Regions from separate parts of the Homo sapiens genome. Here region 1 is linked to region 2. Evidence: chromatin loops called from intact Hi-C (ENCODE). Cell type or tissue: chondrocyte. All regions are shown on one strand.

What was found. Peaks named below come from ENCODE experiments on the same cell type or tissue, not always from the same donor. Only the 100,000 strongest peaks of a DNase experiment are listed, where the experiment ranks them.
Region 1: it touches region 2 in a loop (9-fold over the local background); 4 of 110 quality-filtered maps call a loop at or near these places.

Annotation. Positions count from the first base shown.
Region 1 is chr15:20,387,856-20,395,855 of GRCh38, reverse strand. No RefSeq gene overlaps it. Among named protein-coding and RNA genes, the nearest start is that of GOLGA6L6, 150 kb to the left of the region's middle. In chondrocyte, no CTCF peak of the experiment used is centred here; no DNase peak of the experiment used is centred here.
Region 2 is chr15:20,204,194-20,212,193 of GRCh38, reverse strand. No RefSeq gene overlaps it. Among named protein-coding and RNA genes, the nearest start is that of FAM30B, 200 kb to the right of the region's middle. In chondrocyte, no CTCF peak of the experiment used is centred here; DNase peaks (open chromatin) are centred at 4,358 and 7,861.

The DNA.
Region 1 (8,000 bases), 180 kb before region 2:
ATTTAGCCATGAGTAGTAAATTAATATTGTTTTTTTCTGGTAAACTGAAATAAAATGAACATCATAATGAAAAAGGTATTGTATATGTCTCATAAAGAAGATAGAGTTGAACTACAAAACTATGGGTATAAAAGATTTTTACTTCACATTAAATCTTGGAGGAAAAGGAGAAAAGGAGGAAGAAGAGTTGACTGGTAAAGTTCATTATAGCTAATAGTAGGGAACCGATACACCGTATCCAAATTTGGGGGACAGAGATGAGAACATTACATACAAAAGTAAGTATAAAAATTTGAGCATTTGAACGAAAGTATAAAACTTAAATAATAAAAAGTGATAGAAAAAAATAAAATAGAAATGAAACGACCACAAGAGAACTGAAGCCAAACGTATTGATAATATTTAAAAAGTTAGAGAGGCTTACTCACCCTATCCAGAACACTCGAGACAAACCTAAAACAATGAAATCCAGAAAGCCTAAACATAAAAACGTGACAATGATGAACTATGGAGAAGTAGGAAGAGAGTGAAGAATAAAATATTAGTGTCTAGCATGATTACTTTCAGAATAAAATCATAATAGATTCTAGTTCACTTTATAATATTAAAAGTTTTAATACTCAAAGAAAACACCAGATATTAATGTCTATAGCCTCAATAATGCAGCAAAAATCTTCATGAGGAAGAAAATACAGAGCTTCAAGAAAAAATAAAAATAAGTTTGTAAGAGAAAATAAAACTAAAAAATGCTTTAGAGAAAAATACACTAAAATGAAGAATCTAAAACACAGATTCTCAATCCAGGACAAATAAAATCAACAAAAATTAGTAAAGATATAGAAAATGAAAAGAGCATGATTAAGAAGGTAATAAACACACACACAGTCTTTTCAAATAAAAATAGAATATTCATAAAATTTGTTGTAGTTGACTACAAGGAAAAACTTGACACATTACAAGAAAATGAATAATACAAATGTATTAATCAGAAATCACATATAAGTAGAAATTAATGACAAAATTTAAAAAATACTTTACATTTAATAGTATTAAAATATTTTAAATACTGTGATCAAACAGGAAATATAAAAGAAACATATACAATCTCAAAAAATACAATAAAACCTATTGTCTAGATTTATCATATATTGGAGGAATTTTTTATCATTAAAATCAGTATCAACTTCAGCTGATAAACAACTTCAGCAATGTTGCAGGCTATAAAATCAATGTACAAAAAGCACTAGCATTTGTATACACCAACAACAACTAAACTGAGAGCTAAATCAAAAAGGAAATCCCATTCACAATTGCCACACACACACACACACACACACACACACACACACACTACCCAGGAATACAGCTAACCAGGAAGGTGAAAGATCTCTACAATGAGAATTACAAAACACTGCTCAAAGAAATCAGAGAAGACACAAACAAATGGAAAAACATCCCATGCTCATTAATAGGAAAAATCAATGTCATTAAAATGGCTATACTGCCCAAAGTGATTTACAGTTTCAATGCTATTCCTATCAAACCGCCAATGATATTCTTCACAGAACTAGAAAAAATATTTTAAAATTTATATGGAACCAAAAAAGAGCCCAAATACCCATGGCATTGGTTTAGGCAGTGATTTATTCGATATGACCACAAAGGCACAGGCAACAAAAACAAAAATAGACAAATGGGATTACATCAAACTAAACAGCATCAGCACAGCAAAGGAAAAAAATCAGTAGAATGAAGAGACAACCCATAGATTGGGAAAAAAAAATTACATATAACCCATCTCATGAGGAGTTAATATCTAAAATATATAAGAGACTCAAATTACTCAATAACAAGAAAGCAAATAACCCTATTTAAAAATAAACAAAGTACATGAATAGACAGTTCTCAAGAAAAGACATACAAATGGCAAATAGATATATAAAAAATGCTTAAGTACAAAAATTATCAGGGAAATGCAATTTATAAAAACAATAATGACACCTGTTAGAATGCCTATTACCAAAAAGATGAAAGATGGCAAGTGTTGGCAAGGATGTGAAGCAAAGGGAACCCTTGCACTCTGTTGATGAGAATATAAGTCATTACAGCCATTTTGGAAAACATTATGAAGATTTCTCAAACAAATAGAAATGAATTACCATATAATCCAGCAATCCCACTTCTGGGTATATATCCCAACAAAATGAAATCAGTATGCTGAAGAGTTATGTGCACTCCCATGTCCATTGCAGCATTATTCACAATAGCCAAGATACAGAAACAACCTAAGTGTTCAATATGGATGAAGGGGTAAATACACACACACACACACACACACACAATGGAACATTATTCAGCCCAAAAAGGACAGGAAATTCTGTCATTTGCATCAACATAAATGAATCTAGAGGACATTACACTAAGTAAAATAAGACAGGCACAGAAAGACAAATACCACATGGTCTCACTTGTATCTGGAATATAAAAAAGTTGAACTCATAGAAGTTGAGAGTAGAATGATGGTTACCAGGGGTGGGGGGAGTGGGGTGAAAAGCAAAGGGGAGACATTGGTAAATGGGTGCAAAGTTTTAGTTAGACTGGAGGAATAAGTACTGCTGATCGATTGCACAGCATGGTGACTGTAGTTAATAATAATGTATATTTGAAAATGTGAAGGGAATAGATTTTAAGTTTTCTCACCACAAATGAGTATGTGAGGTGATAGACGTTAATTAGCTTGATTTGATCATTCCACAATGTACACGTGTATATAGACATCACAGTGTATGTGATGTACACAATCATTTTTACTTATTGTCAATTAAATATAAAATTCTAAAAAATGAAATAAATCATATAACCATCTTAAGAAAATCTGAAAAAGCCTTAAACAGACAATTCCTGTAAAAAGCACTTAAATACTTCCTTGACACAGTAGATGTAGACGTAGATGTAGATTAGATAGAGATGTAACCCTCCAGCAAACAAGAGTTCTGATTTAATTGTAACACACCAGCAGCTTCTTTATTACTTTTTCTGTTATTTTCCTTTGTCTGGAACTAGACAAGGAAGGCCACCATCTCTATGACAATTCAACGCCATTGTAGAGAAGTTAGCCAATGTGATTAGGCACCAGAAATGGAGTATAAAAATTGGAAAGGAAGAAGTAATGTCACCTTTGATGTAAATGGTATAAACATGCACATAAATGTGCCAATAAAACTCAACAAAATTGGCAGATTTATGGGAAAAAATAAGGGAATCTAGTAAATTCACTAGAGATGTAAATAATATTCAAAAGATCAGTATCTTTTTATGCACATTCAAAAAATAAATACATAAGGAAAGAAAATGACCCACTTAAGATAGAATAGAGATAAATAAAAGAACCACATATAAATTTAACAAGAAACAGCTTTAACAACCAAAAATCTTAAAAATATTCCTGAAAAAAAGGTGGTCTTGAACAAATGTCAACACATATCAAGAAAAACTCAACATGTTAAATGTAATTTTTCCTAAATTAATTTAAAATTGTTAGAATTTCAATTAAAATACCATGCATTTTTATGGAAAAAAAGTAAAACAATGTATAGACAAATTGATTACAGAATACATTTGGAAGTACAAATAAGTGCTTTCTATATTCAATTGAAATTGGAGTGTGTTAATTCTAAGAAGACTATAAAAGTTTAGTTTGTAAATTTTAATCCCCAGGACAACAAATTAGTGTGAAAAGACTAGTGTAAATAAATGAATAAATAATCTTGAAACTAGATAAATTATAGTGAAATGCTTTGTACACATGTTTAAATAACCCAAACAGAAGGCAGAAAAAGGAAGGGAAAAAAGAGAGATAAAAAGCAGAGGGAACTAACAGAAGGTAAATAAGAAAAAATAGACTGAAATCCAAATATATCATTCATTACATTAAATGTAAGTGGTCTTAAAACACTAATGAAAGAGACTAGATTTGGATAATGTATTAAAAGGTAATAAACCAACGCCATCTAAAGTAAACCCACTTTAAGAACAATGATATAGATAGGCTACAGTTAGAAACATGGAAAAAAGTTATACCATGCAAAAACAAATCAGTAGTAAGCTGGAGACAAAACAGAGGTTAGAACAAAGAAAACTAACAAAACAAAAAGAGATAGTATATAAAGATAAAATGATCAATTCACCTAAAAGACACAACAATCTCAAATGGGGATATGTCTAACGAAGTGTTTTATAAATGGAAAAATCTGACAGAAGAGAAAGAAGAAACATACAGATTCACAATAGAGAACTTCAACATTTATCTGTAAATGATAAATGGATAGAAAACCGCAAGAATTTAGAACAACATTATCAAGCAACTGGATCTAATGGATGTTTATAGAACATTCTACTCAAACACATGAATGGCATATTTTTTTCAAGTATATGGGGAACATTCACCAAAACAGACATATTGTAAAGGAAACTTTAACAAATTTGAGTGATTCAAATTAATGTAATATATTATTTATGTACATAGTGTAATTAAACGAGAAATCAAGAGAGACGGGAAATATCCAAATTCTTAGGTATTAAATAGCACATTTCTAAATAATCTAATAAATCCACAATAAAACACAAATACATAGAAAGATACTCAGTATTGTACAGGTGTTCTTGCCATTATTGTAAGGCAAATCTATTAATGAAACAATCAATACATCCATCAGAGCAAACATTAATGTCATTCTACCAAGAAAGGAAGATGTAAAACTGTTTTTATTCCCTGAGGACATCATTTTGTAGAATATCCTAACAAATCTGCATTAAAAACTACTAGAACTAATAAAGAAGTTTAGCAAGGTTGTAAGATGTAAGATCAATAAATTGTATTTTTATGTACTAACAACAAATAATTAAATATGAAATTATGAAAATAATTTATTTTATAATAACATAATATAGAATACTTAGGAATACATTTAATAAAATAACTTCAAGACATATTCAACTAAAACTACAAAGTATTGGTGAGATAATTGTTCCAAATAAATGAAGGCCATTCCATTTTCATTGATTGGAAGACTCAATATTATAAAGACGGCAATTCACCCCAAAATTGATCTATAGATTCAATTCAATGTCAAAATCCAAGCAGAATTTTTTTGTTGTTAAATTTCATAAACTCACCTAAAATTTACCTGAAGATGTAAAGGCCTTTAAGTAGCCAGAAAAACTCGGGAAAAAAAGTAATGCTAGAGGACTTACATTACTTGATTTTAAAACTCACTATAAAGTTACAGTAATCAGTAGGGTATGGTATTGGTATAACTATAAGTATCTGGATCAATAGAAAAAATTGAATATCAATCCAGAAATAAACTTTTCCATTTATGATAAATTAATTTTCAAAACAAAGTTAAGATATTTGCTGTGGAAAGGATAATGTTTGCAAAAAATTGTGCAAGGACATTGGATATCAGTTTTAAGTTGAGGTACATTTTTTATTGTCAACCCAAAACTTCAAAATGGTGTTTTATTAATCTAAAAGGTATAAGAATAGGCATACCTGACTCCCAAACTAGAAATGTGGCTAATCAACCTCACAGGCATGAAATAAAGATGGCTGTGTGAGCACTTGTACTTCATCAATGACAACAGTGTTAATTCCCAGTGCCTTTACTCTTAGAAACATCTGTTAGATTTTGGCCAGTGATACAAACTGACAGAGGAAAATTATGCATAGTACTGTAGCTGGACTCCTGACAAGATCCGGATTAGCAATATGCTGCAACAATTTTTGTAAGTATACATGCAAATACATGTATCCCTCATGCACAAGCACACAGAGACATACATGCAGTAGTTTGAATCAGATAGCTATGTGTATTGATTCAATTTATCTCATTTATTAGCTGTAATTTACAATGAACTGATAGGAAATACAATCCTTCCCATTGTTGTGAATTTTAAATTAGTTGATACATGTCAACCACTTCCCACAATCAACATGTGAACAAGCATGTTTGGATATGCACACTCACACATGCACACAGGCACAATCCTAAACAGCATACCCTTTTCTAGGGAAGAAAAATAAAGTATTTTCCATTTAAAAGGTAAGAGGGGGTATCTGTGTTATATTTCAAGAATTCAAGATCTATTGTTGGTGTCTGTCATTGACAGGCAATAAATCAGAAAAATAACAACCATGACAACCTCATTTGTAATTAGGACAATCAAATTTTCACTTTCATGAATATGGTTAGAGGCTGATGCACAGTAAGATTAACTCCTCCTTGATGCTTCCCACCCCAAGGAAGTCGGGATAAAACCTCCTTAATCTTGAAATCATGTGTATTTATATGATTCATACTCTGTTTTGGATTTCCAACCCAGAAATGGGTCACCACAGAGTGTGTGAATATAAGATTGTGGCAGTAATTGTCATGATCAGGAAATTCATGCTTCAGTGATACTTTCATATATCATACTCTTAATGAAATTGTAGAAATACATAGGAATTCATTTACACAGTCATTCAGGTTTCATTAAGACTAAAGATATTCAGTTTTAAAGTTGTGTAAAGTTTTTAGGACAAAGGCCTAGAACCCAGACTTTCTAGATAGGAAAACAAATCTAAATAACCAATTGGGATGAAAAAATTACTTACTTGCAATGTTGTGAGGCTCCACAAAAATTATGCTTTCTACAGCCATGTGCAGATTATGTGGTAGAGGATGTTTCAAGTTTATATCTGTTTATTAATCTAATTTGATAACTTCAATTTTCTTAATAGACTTATTTTTAATCTTTTAAAAATAACACGGTTTAGAAAATTTTGCACAGGAAATACAAAAAAGCTAATTTTGTGTTGGGCCCAAATGAATATCTGGGAGTCATTATACTAGAGAGCAGAGAATGTTGGGTGAAGTAACTGGGAAAATTACATTAAAAAAAATAGCCAACCAACCACTGAAATTCATATCTGTGGTTAATATTTAAAAAGATCTTACCCTTTGGATATCATAACACATACACATATAATTTTCATAGATTTGACAAGGACTATACTGTAGTATTCCTCAACTAACATTCACAAATCAATGGTTATGCTATGTTACTTTATCATTTTTACAGTGCTTTAACATATCGCACTATGTTTTACACATTTTATCGATATGGTAAGTGAAGTTCGTGGAATTAGGGGAAAGAATTCCATTGCCAGAGCGTAAAGAAGCTTGTCTCAAATCCAGCTTCCCTAATTCTTTTTACTATGCCTATGGTGCTTCATGCAGCTATTAGTATGAAAAGAAGATTTATTGACAAGCATTAAAATTATTAATGGTCATAGAAATAGTACCATCAACATCCTAAAAACAGTAGCGTAAGCCTTGGAATAGCTGTTCTCCTGTTCTCCTGTTAACACTAGCCACATTATCACAAGTGTATTTCTAAATATTATAAATTATGAATTTGTCTACAGCTTCCTTCTGGAGGAAATAACCTCAACATGTGCACTGAGAGGAAACCATAAATCAGTCACGGCAGCAAATGATTGTTTTCTACTTTCTAATCAACACTACCTAAATATCCACCCTCATTTTTCTTATACTATAATTGTACAGAATCATTACTCTTTTTTTAATTCTTAGCCCGTTGAAAGATTTATATTTTCTTGCCATACACCTTGATACTGATATTATTTCCCAGGAAAAATGATATTTTAGCATGGCTATAATGCTCTGCATGGCACTAATATTACAGAGTCTATCTGTAAAATGCCTATGTGATAAACAGGATAATTCCATTTAAATAAGAATAGTGTGGGAGACATAAACCAGGGGATAGATTCGACGAGACATCTTACTCTTCTGCGAGGACTGTAGATAACACCTTATGCCTGGTAACTTATGGAAGAAAAGCACTTAAATATTACTAAGGCTGAGAAATAAGGAAGGGGCTCATTGAACATTGATCATGGACCAGTACCTATCTCATACACTTTGCTTATA
Region 2 (8,000 bases):
AAAAACCACAAAAAACAAAATTAAAACAAAACAGGTAATCGAAATACTGTGACTAGGTTGTAGCATGACTAGATTATGGAGTGCAAGGGATGAGATTTTCAAGATAAAGGAGATAGATCAAGAAATGCCTTTCATGCCACATAAAAGAGTTTTGTTTAGACAAATGGCAGTGGGAGTAGGTTTTGAGCAGGAGGGTGAGAAAGGTAGGACTGAGCCTTTGAAAGTTCTAGTGCTTTAGAAGAGGCTCAGCATTTCAGTTAGGAAGACTGTGTGTAACATAGGTTTGAGATGGTAGTGGTCTCCTCCCCCAGGATGGTGGTGATAGAGATGGAGGGGAGTGGACTGGTTCAGGGGAAATTATTAATAGGAGGTGAAATTGACAGGCTTGGTCATGGGTGGTTGTGAGGGAGAGAAAGTCAGGTGTCTGGCTGAGGAGCTTTGCTGGATGGAAGTGGTATTTGCTTAGGCAACAGACAGGAAGGAGAGTGGTTTGGGAAAGAGGGGGGGATGATGCAAGCATTGCTGAATGTGATGGGCTGTAGGACCAGCAGTGGGGATGTCCACAAGAGTTGGCTATATATCATTGGTGCTCAGTGGAGGGGCCAGAGGATTTGAATATAGTTAATAATTAAAAATGCAGATGTGATTACCAAGGGAGTACATATTATGTAAGAAAATCAAACAATGAGGACGTATCTCTGAGAAACTCCAACCACTCTGAAAAACTCCAAAAGACCATTCTTGGTAACTGTGCCAAGTGAATGGCCTGGTCTCTGAAACTCTACACTCAGACACAGGTCATCCTGGAGAGTGGTGTCCTTCTGGATTGTCACATACCCTGTGAATGAAGCATGTGTTACAACAATAATGGAAAATATGCAAATGAGAAAAAAAGTTTCTCAGTGCCCCACCAACCTAAATTCTGGCTCCACCCCTATTTGTTTTCTCATATTTGTCTGAATTTCTCCAAGGAGCCCATAATCAATGCTGGGTCATTCCTGGAGTCTTGACGGTCACCAGGATTCACCTTTGGCTTTTGTTTCAGTCCAAAAGTAAGAGTTAGTGTCATGTGTGAGGCAAACACATGCTGCGACTTGTTTGAGGGAACACTGAGATTTCAAGTTGAGGAAAAGCCTTCTGGTACATGAGGTCGATTGTAGAATGAAAATGAATATGAATATTGAACTTTCCTGCCAGCAGTCTGCAGGCTTCTGATTTCAGGCCCCTGCAAACTGTTATTTCCTGGGCTTGTTTTTAAAAGCAGAGCCCAAACTTATTTCTGAGAAAGGACAGAATTAAAATTCAGCAGATAGTTGTTCATGCTGTATAAATAAATTCCTCTTCAGAGAGTGAAGGAATCCTTTTTCTCAGGGACCACAGGACTGCTTATAATGACTGTTTTCCTCACATCAAGAGCTCAGTCTTTGTGGCACCTTGACTTTTTTTGGAGGGGGCAACCAGTAGCTGTTGTCTAAATGTATGTCATGTACATTAATTTTTACCATGAAATCTGAATGTTTGGGGATATACAAGTAAATGTTTCTTGACATATGATTTCCCCAAAGTGAATATAAAAATGCCCTGATCTTGAATTGAAAAACAGAACATGTGGTTAAACTAGCAAAGACAGAAAACACTATAGTAAATATTGTCGTTCAATGATCAGCTAAACTAAAGCTGATTATTGAAGGTTTCTCCTTATTTTGTGCTTACTTCCTATCTCTCCCCGTTTCTTGTAGTTTTAGAATTCCAGATTCTCTTATGTGTTATCATGTTGGGGGTCTACTTTGATCAAGAATAGCATTTTTTAATATACTATTCCTCTGAACAATATAAGCAGCCCCTATGTTGTATTGATCTATTACTCTGACACTACTTTAAACAGACAAATAAGCAAACATTCTGATTCCTTTATGGGCCTTTTATCAGATTTTGGTGGGACTCTTTCAACAAATAGCTGATGTAACTCAGTTAGTTTTGACACTGCTAAACTTGTGGAAATACCTCTGAGGCTAGCAGGCTTCTGGCCACCATGTACTTTTAGAAACTAAGTTGTAACACTCAGTGACAGTGTTTATTCCCATGGAAAAATGTAATAATTAAAGACTGAATTCCTTGGACAGGGATATTTGGCCGGATACTTAATGATGTCATTAAAGAAAAAACACAACAGCACAAGTTTCCAAACCAATAAAAAAATAGTAAAACTGTTTTCTAGCTTCTTTAAAATGGGCTTACTATATTGTTACTTTGATTTTAGCAGGGACCCTAATGATTGACAAAATGTACTCGTAGTACATGAAAATACAACTCCACTGTGGTGTAAATTTTCTCTAAAACTAATATGCTGGTGATAATAAACATTACGCATTTAACTAACAACAATTTTGCTTCGTTTGCAGAATTTAGAAAAGCTTTTTGGTAGCATTTTGGAAGGCTCAGATTTCTTTAAGACATCTGTCTAGGGAAATTTGAACTAATTTCTCTTTTATTTCCCTCTTGTAAAAATTCCCATTAGCAAGCAAATGCATTCAAAACCATTCCATTGATCTTATAACTGTGTTTTATAACAATAGCCATGAGCTTTTCCTTTCTATCCTGTGGGCTGAAAGCACTGCAGTGGGGTGTCTGAATGGCACACAGGAACCAGGGGAACTGGGAAGTGAGGGGCAGCCAGCTTTGAGAGGGACCCCGGTCTGTCTTTCTAGCACAGCAAATGTCAGGGGAAAGGGATTTGGCTTCACCCTTTTTGTTTTCTGACCCTGTTTCCAGGAAGACTTTGTAAAAGTTGAAGACTGCCAGGAACTTATTTAAAACTATAATGGAAGTTTAAAAATGATCATAAAATGCCAGTTTCATGACAGCTTCATGACAAAATCACAGTTTGGCCTTCTTCTCCAAAAACCAAAGAATTCCTACGAAGCAAAGCACCCACCCCAAATTCAGTCACATCCCATCTTTACATTTCTCCCAGTACCTTCTGGTCCTATCAGTTCAATGTCATGCTGAGGATATAAAGGCCCAGGAACAAATGTGGCAGGGGATGGGTTCAATTTATCTGATGCAACCCTGCTGAAATTGTCTTTTTCTACAGACATTTTATCAAGTCATAGGAGAGTTTAACTTTCTCTCTTTTCTAATTAGTTCTATGAACTTATCTATTTTCCTCATATTTTCTAACCCAGTCCTAGAGAGAAATTTGACCTTTATAATGACTACAATATATCAAGTACTGATATGCCAGGTAAAATGCTAAATATTACATGTATTATTATAATTATTTGAGACAGGCTCTCACTCCTGTCTCCCAGACTGGAGTGTAGTGGTGCCATCTTGGCTCACAGCAGCCTCAAATTTCAAAGTTCAGGTGATCCTCCCACCTCAGCCCCCTGAGTAGCTGGGACTACAGGCAAGTGCCACCATGCCTGGCTGGTGTGTGTGTGTGTGTGTGTGTGTGTGTGTGTGTGTGTGTAGTTTTGGTAGAGATGGGGTTTCACCATGTTGCTAGGGTGGTCAAACTCCTGGACTCAAGCGGTCCACTCACCTCAGCCTCCCAAAGTGCTGGGATTACAGGCGTGAGCCACTGTGCCTGGTCTGTGATACATATTATTGCATTGAATCCCCAAGTAAGTTAGAGATTCTTAGTCTCTCTACAGTTAAGGAAACCAAGGCTCAGCAGGATCATACAGCAAGATTTCCCCTGATTGCATGGCTAGTAAGTGTTGAGGCTGAGATTCTAACTGAGGTCTATCTCATGGAAAACCCATGCTCACAGCCACTGTGCTGTGTGCTCTTCCTGTCTGGATGTGGTCCTTGTCTGGGTACCTCAGTGTTCTCATGAGGCACCTCTGGCTTCTGAGATGTAGACAGAAACTAGGTATTAGGTTGGTGCAAAAGTAATTGCAGTTTTTGCCATAAAAGTATGTTTTAGAATTAACATCCCAAATGAAAGGTACTTGAAGTTTAAGCCACTCTGAATACTAATAAGATACATAGTGTAATAGTAACATATGCCTGAGACCCAGCCTAATATTCTTCTTTGAATTCACACTTAACACTCACTCACGCAACCAATTTTATTGAAGCGCTCTTTGTGCAAGAAAGTCCACTTTGAAACTAGAGTTCTCCAGGGAAACAAAAGCCTCCTTAGAAACAATGTTGGAATCTGGATTGCTGTGGAAGAAACTTAAAAAGCTTGAGTCCCTTCCACTTCTATTCTTGGATGGGTTTTGGCCCCTAGCTGGTTCAGAAATTCTTTATCCTCATTTAGATTCTCTAAAGGAGTGGCTCATTCCAGCCCAGCACAGCCTCATTCTGCCCATAGCAGGTTTCCACCCTGGCTCTGCTCCCCCGCAGCGCGAGCACCAGGAGGGGACAGTGCTGGGCCCACTTTGCATAGGGGCATGTATGACCCAGGCAGGGCGGACTCTCTGTGGAAAAACCTCAGGGCTGCTTTCTGGCTTTAGTCATATTCGTTAGATGAAACTTGTAGGTGTTACTAAGACATTCTGCGCCCTGAAATTGGGAGTGGTTTTGAAAACTGGTCTCAACTATTAGATTCCGAACAACTAAGCTTCCACATTCATTGACAGTTACGTGCAGCAAAGAAGTCTTTCTCATTGCCTGTTTTTCCATCCTTCTATGTGCAAACACTATGTATCTTATTAGTATTTAGAGTGGCTTAAACTTCTAGTACCTTTCATTAGGGATGTTAATTCTTAAATACACTTTTAATGGCAAAAACCGCAATTACTTTTGCACCAACCTAAAACCTAGATGTTTCTGTCTACATAGTCAGATAGTGAGTGGAGGCAGTGCAAGAGATGTCAGTTTTGCAGCTTGCTTTTCTTCAGTTCCTCGCATCAGATTCTGATTCTCTTTTCAGACACCTGTTTCTCCTCGTTTTCTAGTTTCTGGTAGTATTACCTCAGAATCTAGAGCTAACCCCCGAGTGCTCCTTGGCTGAGAGCACTTTAATACCTAATGGATGATAACAGGATCTAACATGGAGTTGTGGAGAAATCATGGACACAGGATTTATTTATTTAATAAATATATTTATTGTCACTACATGGAGAGTACACCATACTCACCTCTGGATGAGTGGGGAAACTGCTGATATGAGGTCATTTCCCCAAAATGACGCTTTTGTTATCATGTCAGGGTGGCTTTACTTCCACCATTAGTTGCTTCCTTTTTTTTTTTTTTTTTTTTTTGAGATGGAGTCTCACTCTGTTGCCCAGACTGGAGTGCAGTTGCATGATCTCGGCTCACTGCAACCTCTGCCTCCTGGGTTCAAGTGATTCTCGTGCCTCAGCCTCCCAAATAGCTGGGACTACAGGCATGCACCACCACGCCCGGCTAATTTTTGTATTTTTAGTAGAGACAGGGTTTCACCATGTTGGCCAGGCTGGCTCGTACTCCTGACCTTAAGGGATCTGCCTACCCTGGCTTCCCAAAGTGCTGGGATTACAGGCGTGAGCCACCATGTTCAGCCTGCTTCCTTTTTTAAAACCAATTTTTTCCTATGCTGATATTCTAGGAAATGTTAGTAAGCATACAGTAAAATGTGCTCAAAGTGCACATAAACCTGGGACATGTTGGAGTTAAACAAAACTAAATAGTTTTCTTAGCTGCAGGGTGCCCAGAGCCTGCAACGTACGAATGTGTGTCATAATTGTTCACAAAGGGCTCCATCATGTTAAGCATTTCCTAGTTATTTGACCATAGAACTTCTTTTTTCATGGCAAGTCTATTAATAGCTCCTAGAACAGAGTTCCAGTGATCATTGTGTGATGAACACTGAAGGTCTTTTTCAAAAGCTTTGAAGGTTCTTGTCAAAAGTACATGCATTATCCAGGAGAGGAAATGCAATTGACCACCACTATCCCAGAATAAGCTGGCTGAAATTAGCTAGCTAATCTCACTTGGCAAGGCCTGAACAACAGCTTCCTCTCTCTTGAGTTTGAATCCCTGTCTGTCATTTCTGCATGATCTATGCTAATTTTTGACCCCACTGGTCCTCTTTCTTGCCCCACAATTTATCCTCCCTAACTGACACAGATATAGTGGGCATCAGAGATAATGTTTTCCAGGCTCCAGCAAGAGCCACCCTTTCAACCCCCAGTCCCAACAACGAAACACTGTAAGAAGCTTTGTCTATGTCAGGCATTCTCTGGCTTACAAGGAGGAAAGATTTTCCTTCCTAACCTAACTGAACTTAATCCTGAACTTAATCCTGAAATCTTCTCATCGCTTTTTCACCTCTGAAAAATGTGACCTTAATCAAACATGACTGCTAAATATTGGACAGGGTGAGAGCCACAGAGAATCAAAAGGAAACATGCTGAAAGGTAGTGTGTATGTGTATTAAACTTTCCTGAGCAATTTCAAAGAGGTAGTAGTTGTGTGAAGGGTAGAATATTTGTACCATGATTTGGATTTGGTAGAAATCTTTTCAGTCAGCAGTGAAGGCAAACTGGTCATAGAAGTCCTACCCACCCTTCTATCTCAACCAACTTCTAAGGCATGGAGACAGGTAATTAAGACATCACCTGGGGCTCTACTTGTCAGATCCCCAAAAGAACTTTCACAATTAAGTTCTTTAAGATCATTTGGGTGTTATGCCTTATGTTTATTTAGCTCTTTAGAGTTTGTCAAATACTTTCACATATCTTATCCAAACTGATTTAAAAAATTATTTGTATTTTACTTTTTAAATTAAATTAATTCATTTTGGCCTGGTAATGTCACAAAAAATTATTTTTAGAACGGTTTTAGGTTTACATAAAAATTGGCCTGAAAGTGAAGAGGATTCCCACTTACCTACATTTTCTTCTCCCTGAAGTTTCTTTTACTATTAATATCTGGCATTACTGAGGTATATTTGTTACAATTCATCAATCAGTATGGATACATTATTATTAAATGAAGTCCACAGTTTACATCAGGGCTCATCTTTGTGTTGTGCAGTCTGTGGGCCTTGAAAGACGTAAAATGTCATGTATCCACCATTAGAATATCATAGAGAATAGTTTCACTGCCCTAAAAATATGATGTGTTCCACCTGTTCATCCTCGAGTCCCTGGCAATCATTGGTCTATTTCCTGTCTGTATAGTTTGCCTTTTCCAAATGTCATGTAGTTGGCCAAATTGACTTTAATCTTCATGACAACTCTGTAGCTAGGCAAGTTTTATTATCTCATCTTAGATGAAAGAAGTTCAGTGAGATGAAGTGACTTATCTGAGGACTCACGCTCAAGGGTACCCAAGCCAGGACTAGGACCAGCTAAAAGCATGAACACCAGCCAATCTCAGAAAGGGGTTAATTGCTGAAGACATAGACTATTAGCTTACAGGAGCCCTCTCAGCCCAAGCACTTTAATTTCTTAGTAGCTACAAGGAGGAAGATTGCACATCTTCAAAGGAAACTAGATGCATGATATTGGTGAGATGAGACTTGGAGGTGACTTCACAGATGACGGGTTTAATGCCCCATAATTATGAAGGAAGGCCAGTCTCTGCCAGTCTGACTCAGAGGGCTTACTGAGTCATCCTATTTGTCCTCTGCTGCTATTTATGGGCTTCCCAGTTGCTGATATTTGCCGGGCTGGTCTCCAGCTCCTAACCACGAGTGATCTGCCAGCCTCGGCCTCCCGAGGTGCCGGGATTGCAGACGGAGTCTTGTTCACTCAGTGCTCAATGTTGCCCAGGCTGGAGTGCAGTGGCGTGATCTCGGCTAGCTACAACCTCCACCTCCCAGCCACCTGCCTTGGCCTCCCAAAGTGCCGAGATTGCAGCCTCTGCCCAGCCGCCACCCCATCTGGGAAGTGAGGAGCATCTCTGCCTGGCCGCCCATTGTCTGGGATGTGAGGAGCCCCTCTGCCCGGCTGCCCAGTCTGGGAAGTGAGGAGCGCCTCTTCCCAGCTGCCATCCTGTCTAGGAAGTGAGGAGCATCTCTGCCCGGCTGCCCATCGTCTGAGATGTGGGGAGCGCCTCTG